2 separate regions of the Homo sapiens genome follow, and region 1 is linked to region 2. A link is a loop called in an ENCODE intact Hi-C map of the cell type or tissue named here. Cell type or tissue: endothelial cell of umbilical vein. All regions are shown on one strand. Links, peaks and the distances in the headings refer to the core of each region. The heading gives the core; the rest is flanking DNA.

Region 1 (2,905 bases), core at 213-2,712, 110 kb after region 2:
GGGCTCCTCCTTCAATCCCAGGGCCATCCTTACCCAGCAAGGCTCAGCTCGGCTGGTCTTCTAAGGCTGGCAACGAGGTAACTGAGAGGGAAGTGACTTGCCCCAGATCTCCAGTTTAATGGTGGCAAAGCTGAGATAAGAACCCTGGTCTCTGAGTCCAGCTCTGATGCTGCTCCCCATTTGTGCTGTGAAGAGGAACTGCAAGCAAACTCAAGCTCATCCATCTATGTTTCTCTCCAAACAGAAAATTCTTTATTCCTTGTCATCATCTCTATCACTCTCCAAGGAATAGATCTATCTTGAGTCATGATTAGGATGTATTTTGTGTATACAGAAAGAATATTAGAGAAACGACAATAGACAGAGGCGTGGATTCCACGGCATAAATACTTCACACTTCTGGTTAACTGCAAGTCAAATTTTGGCCTTGTTCAATTTATTTTAAGATAAAAACTAATCTTGTAAGCCAGACGAGGTGGCTCACACCTGTAATCCCAACACTTTGGGAAGCCAAGGCAGGCGAATCATTTGAGGTCAAGAGTCCAAGACCAGCCTGACTGACATGGTGAAACCCGGTCTCTACTAAAAATACAAAAAAAATTAGCGGGGCTTGGTCGTGCATGCCTGTAGCCACAGTTACTCGGGAGGCTGAGGCAGGAGAATCGCTTGAACCTGGGAGGCGGAGGTTACAGTGAGCCGAGATCACACCACCGCACTCCAGCCTGGGCAACAGAGCAAGATTCTGTCTCAAAAAAAAAAAAAAATATATATATATATATATATATATAATTTTTGTAATACATACCCTATTAAATGTATCACTGATTATTTTATTTTTAAAAATAAAAAAAATTAAGTATCACATAATTGGATTCACAAATAGATTTGCATTAAAATATTCAACTTAATATTTTCCATTTCAAAAACAATAAAGTAAATGGAAAAAGTATCTTAAAAAGAATCACAAAAATATCTCTTTATCTCTTTTCAGATGCTGGGTCTGGGACGGCTCCACTGGAACCTGAGATGACCTGAGGGTGTCCCAGTGATATAACATATGAGGAAAGCAGAAACAACTAAGAAATAGACTCTGAATGTGGCAGATTCTAGAACTGAGGTGAGCAGCCAGGACTTGCCTGACATGCCCACTGGGAGTACGGTGCTAGCAGCCTGAGAACAGAGCCCAGCCGCCACGCCACCAGGATGGGAGTGGGCCCGGCGGACTTCCTGCCTTTTGGTCAGACAGACTGCCTTCCTGAATTACTAGGTCCAGGAAGTGTGGTGACGGGGTGGGGGCGGGTGGAGAGGTTGCACGTGTCACTTACCACCCCCATACGGCCCTCTTCCTGACTGTCGCCTCCCTTCCTCGCTTACAGACCAGTTACTTAATCTGCCACATGACGAGATGGTATCTGGGATCTCTAACGGCTCTGAAATCCCACAATTCTATAACTGGTCTTAGACACAAGACCAGTAAGAGATAGGCGAACCCCGGCCCCGCCCCGCAGTTTGCTCCATGTGATACACAGTTCACACTGAGTGCTAGCAGTAGGGGAAGAAACAGTAGCTGCTCTGTGTTGAGCACTGAGCCTGCACTGAGCAAGGTGATGCGTGTTTCTAGGCATCGTCACATTCTGTGCCCATGTGGGTGCTCCTAGCACCAGTCAGAAGATAGAGCTTAAACAGGTGGAGTAAGTTGCCCAAAGGCCAGCCCCAGTTTCCCTGAATCTCATCATGCTGGACACTGGACTATTTCTGGAGGTTTAAGGCTGAGAAAATCTAAGTCTGTATCCCCTCACACTCCTCCTTACACTGGTGTCCCTGGGAGAAACCTCGACATTACTCCCAACCTCGCTTCTCCCCAAGAGCAGGATGATTTGTGTAACTCATGAGTTTGGGAGAAAACCCGCACCTGTGGGGCTCGATCCCTCTGCCTCTTGGAGCAGAAGGCGGCCTTCTGTGCTGGGCTCCGTCCTGGGGGAGGTCCGCAGCTGGCCATCTGCGCCAGGCCCTAGCAGATAATAAAGCTTATCTGTCCCAGGTGTGATGTATTAGCAAGCCTGCCTGGCCGTACCTCAAGCTGCATTTTCCTCCAATTTGCCAAGAAAGGGGACACTTTCTCTCAGTTGGTTCTGGACTCTGAAAGAAGAAAGGGTGTTGTTATTCATCCGGTTTCCTAGAGCCCCACCATATGGACACCTGGTGCAGCCCTGAAGGGAGGGATGGCAGCAGGTTTAGGGATGGAGACATCTCAGAGCCAGAAGAGACCTTCTAGCAGCCCAGCAGAAATATAATGAAGCCACACAGGTGACTGTAAATTCCCTAGCAACAATATTAACAAATAGAAGCAGGAAAAATTAATTATAGTAATACATTTTACTTAGTTCAATAGAGCAGATGATCATTTCAATATGTGCTCAGAGTGCAGTGTGGCTAACGGCTTCTGTCATGGACAGTACAGCCTTAGGGCCTCCTATGCCTGAGGGGGTCTGCTCCCTTTGACAATGTCCCAGTGCAAAGACTTCCAGGTGTGAAGAGGTCTCAACCTTCTGAATCACTCCATTTAGTGGTGGGCATTTCTGGTTGTTAGAAACACCTCATCCTCCATTGGTCTCCACCCCCACTCAACTTGCTTCCATCTCTCTGAGAGACAGTCAGAACGGAACACATTCCTCTAGAAAGGTCCTCAGTCTTTTCTGAAATGCCTATCTCCTGTCTTTCACAGGCTGCTGCCTCCCTGTGTCATTGCCTAACATTGGTATTCTTTGGTGGGACAAAGTTTTGGTGTTTTTCTCACTTGAGAATATTATATTTATAACAGTTGTGGACACATGTTGTTTTTTAACTACCCAGCATCCAGTCTTCCTAATTTAGAAGAACCCCAAAATAGGTGAAAAGTACAACC
Region 2 (2,905 bases), core at 141-2,640:
GTTGAAACACAAACAAAATAACAATCGTCCATTAAGACACCCAACTCAAGCACCAGTGTTTCATTTGGTAAGCCTGTCCTCTGGGTCCACTAGGAGCCCCTTAACAGTCCTGGTAGAAAAAATCAGACCTCAATGTCTTATTTTTACACAAGGAATTCCTTTTACATCGATGTCTTTAAAATTCACAGGAAAAAAAAATCTCAACACCAGTTGAAAATTCAATGTCCCTATGTTGAAGGGGAACAATTTTAAAAGTGCATTTGTATTAATATCACCGAAAGTACATAGATATCTTCCTAGGGAGGGGACTAAATCAAAGGAAAAACACAAATACGTTTTTTTCTTTTTTTTAATTGGTGATTTGAAAAGAGCACTTTTTTTCCCCCTGAAAGCTAGGTTTAGACTATTCCACGAGGATTTTTTCTTTGTTACAGTAAGGGGAGAAGGTGGAGACCCCACTAGGCTCCAAACCGGAAAGGGCACTTTCCAGTTCCTGCCCAGCTATGCCACCAAATTCACTGTGTCACCTTGGATAAGTCATTTCCCTTCTCTGGGTCATTTCCAAGTCTGGAAAATGAATGGACTTATTTCTAAGACGCTGTACCCTCCTGCACTTTGGCTGTTTCTGGAGTAAGTAGCTGAGGGAGAGGCGAAACTTCAAAAACGACTTCAATGATGTTGCCTCCCTGGGGGTCCCTCAGGCCTGGCCTAATTATACGGCCTCGGGCACACCAGCAGCCCCTCTCGCCGGCCCCCAGCAGTGCTGATCGCTCGGGGAGATAAGGCACGACTCCAAACTGCGTCCGGATGCGGGCCGCGGGCCCCGGCTGCCGCGCGCATTAGCCTCTCAATGGAGCCCTTCCGGGGCCCCGGCCCCCCGCCGTCTCCAGCAGCATCCGGAGCGGGAAAGGCGCCGAACTGGAAGGGGGTGGGGGTGCTCTTCGGTCAACACGAGAGCCCTCTCCAAGCGCAGAAGCGCGACTCCGGAGGCTCGCCCCTCCTCGCGCCCCGTCCCACCCCACGCGTTTCTGGAATGGGGACCCTGGGGTTTCGTTGGACCCCCTCGTCGTCACCACCGTCCCGGGAAACCTGTCATTAAAGTCAATTAACTTTTCCCACACCCGTTGGCCGGTAACAACCCGCTCCTAGCTTCCTCCCCGGCTCCTAAGTGCAACCAGATGGGCGGACGGGCTGCCCCCGCCGCGCGCCCGCCGGGGCGGCCCGGGGGTTCCAGGGAGGCCGCCCGGGGCCCTCCGCCCGGGCGGGAGCCGGCCAGGGCGGCCACGCCGGGCCAGCCCTGGCGGCCCTGCGGCCAAGGTGGTTCGCTTAGCAGGCCCGGCTGCTTTCTGGCAGGAAATGAATAGCTCCCAGATGAGCTCAGGCAACCTGAGAGGTCGTGAGAACGGCGCGAACCCCCGCCTGTGCAGCCGGCAGCCTGCCAGGCCGCGGGGGGAGCGGGCGGCGGCGGCGGCGGCGGCGGGAGGCCGGGAGGCCCGGCGGGCGGGCGGGCGGGCGGCGCTGACACACGAGCCCGCGCCCGCTCCCGCTGACAGGCAGGCCGCCGCCCCCGCTTCCCCCGCCCCGGGCCCCAGCGCCTCCCAAGCAGCAGGCCTAGGCCGCAGGAAGGCGGCCGCGCGGCCCCGCCGGGCCTGGGGGTGGGGCCGCCTGCCAGTGTTTTTCCAGTTCCCCCGGTAGCTCCGGGCCGCATTTAGTAGCTGGGGAAACTGGGCCGAGGCCAGGGCCGGGGCACTAGAGGCCCTCGCGGCCCGCAGAGCCCTGCCAGGCGGCAGGCCACGCCGGGGCAGGAGTGGGCAGAGCGGCGGGGTGAGGCCATCCCAGCCCACAGAGCCGTCCCAAAAAAGACCTTGCCACCAGACAGCAACCCTGGACGCCTAAAAAAAAAATCCTCATTTCTGAAAACCCTGAGCGCCTACTGAGTGCTCAGCAGGCCCAATTCCCACCAGCCTCCGCCGCACCGAGCTCCCTGTGTAGCCGGGGAGATCCACAAACACCCTCGTGACTCATCCCAGGTTTGATGTGCTAAGTGCCAAAACTGAAGTTTAAACAAAGGGCACCTAGAACAGAGAGATTAATTCTGATGAGAGGAAACCAGGCCGGGGAGGTTTTTCAGAGTTGGCACTTGAAGCCGAGAGGTGAAAGATGAGTTCAACAGGAAGGGTTAGAAGCAGAAGGGTGAGGGAAAACGCGGAGATGAACATATATACGTCCAGTCTGGGGAGATGTCAGTATGTTTACCATGGTGTGGTATCTAAGTTTTCAAATATACAAATTGGCTTAGAGGTCAAAAAAAGAAAAAGAGGGATAAGCCCTGCCGCAGTGGTTGGCTTAAATGCAATACAGCCCAGGGGTTAGAAGCACGTGGTCTGGCTCCTGGCGGCTTGGCTTAGGTTTTGAGCCCGAGGGAAATTACTGAACTCCCTGCCTCAATTTTGTAACTCTGTATCTCATTTGTAACTTAGGGCTCGTCAGGGTAGTGCTTCACAGGGTTGAGAAGATGAAATGAGTACATGCACTTAAAGCATTTAGAATAGTGCTGTCAGCTCTTCGGATTCTTAACCACAGTGAGGGACGTTCACCAGACAAGAAAGCCAGTCCCGGCCTTTGCCCAGCGATGGCAGGATCTGCTTGTAATTGCACCAGGCCCTAGGTGAAAGGACCACTGCTTCTTCCTTAGTTTCTGAATTTCATGCATTCATTTGATAATTATTGAACCAGGCACTATGGGAATAAAGGGAGAAGAAAGGCATGGTCTCTGTAACTATAAAGCTATCTGGTAGACAAGACAGCTTCCACACAAGAACAGCACTGCTGGGCGCGGTGGCTCACGCCTGTAATCCCAGCACTTTGGGAGGCCAAGGCGGGTGGATCACAAGGTCAGGAGATC

What was found. A loop is a pair of places that touch in the nucleus more often than their neighbours do. Peaks named below come from ENCODE experiments on the same cell type or tissue, not always from the same donor. Only the 100,000 strongest peaks of a DNase experiment are listed, where the experiment ranks them.
Region 1: a loop joins it to region 2, with 6 times the contacts of the local background. A loop is called at or near these places in 37 of 110 quality-filtered maps.

What each region holds. Positions count from the first base shown.
Region 1 is chr3:194,254,240-194,257,144 of GRCh38, forward strand. It overlaps LINC02037 (long intergenic non-protein coding RNA 2037), which reads left to right. Exons shown (of 4, transcript NR_125402.1): 3 at 992-1,117. Among named protein-coding and RNA genes, the nearest start is that of LINC02036, 5.5 kb to the left of the region's middle. RefSeq lists a silencer at 1,501-1,550. In endothelial cell of umbilical vein, for the core only: no CTCF peak of the experiment used is centred there; a DNase peak (open chromatin) is centred at 1,242; H3K27ac peaks cover 1,852 bases.
Region 2 is chr3:194,140,085-194,142,989 of GRCh38, forward strand. No RefSeq gene overlaps it. Among named protein-coding and RNA genes, the nearest start is that of HES1, 5.4 kb to the left of the region's middle. RefSeq lists an enhancer at 594-1,588 and silencers at 1,221-1,290, 1,381-1,800. In endothelial cell of umbilical vein, for the core only: no CTCF peak of the experiment used is centred there; DNase peaks (open chromatin) are centred at 587, 1,397, 1,527 and 2,087; H3K4me3 peaks cover 436 bases; H3K27ac peaks cover 2,311 bases.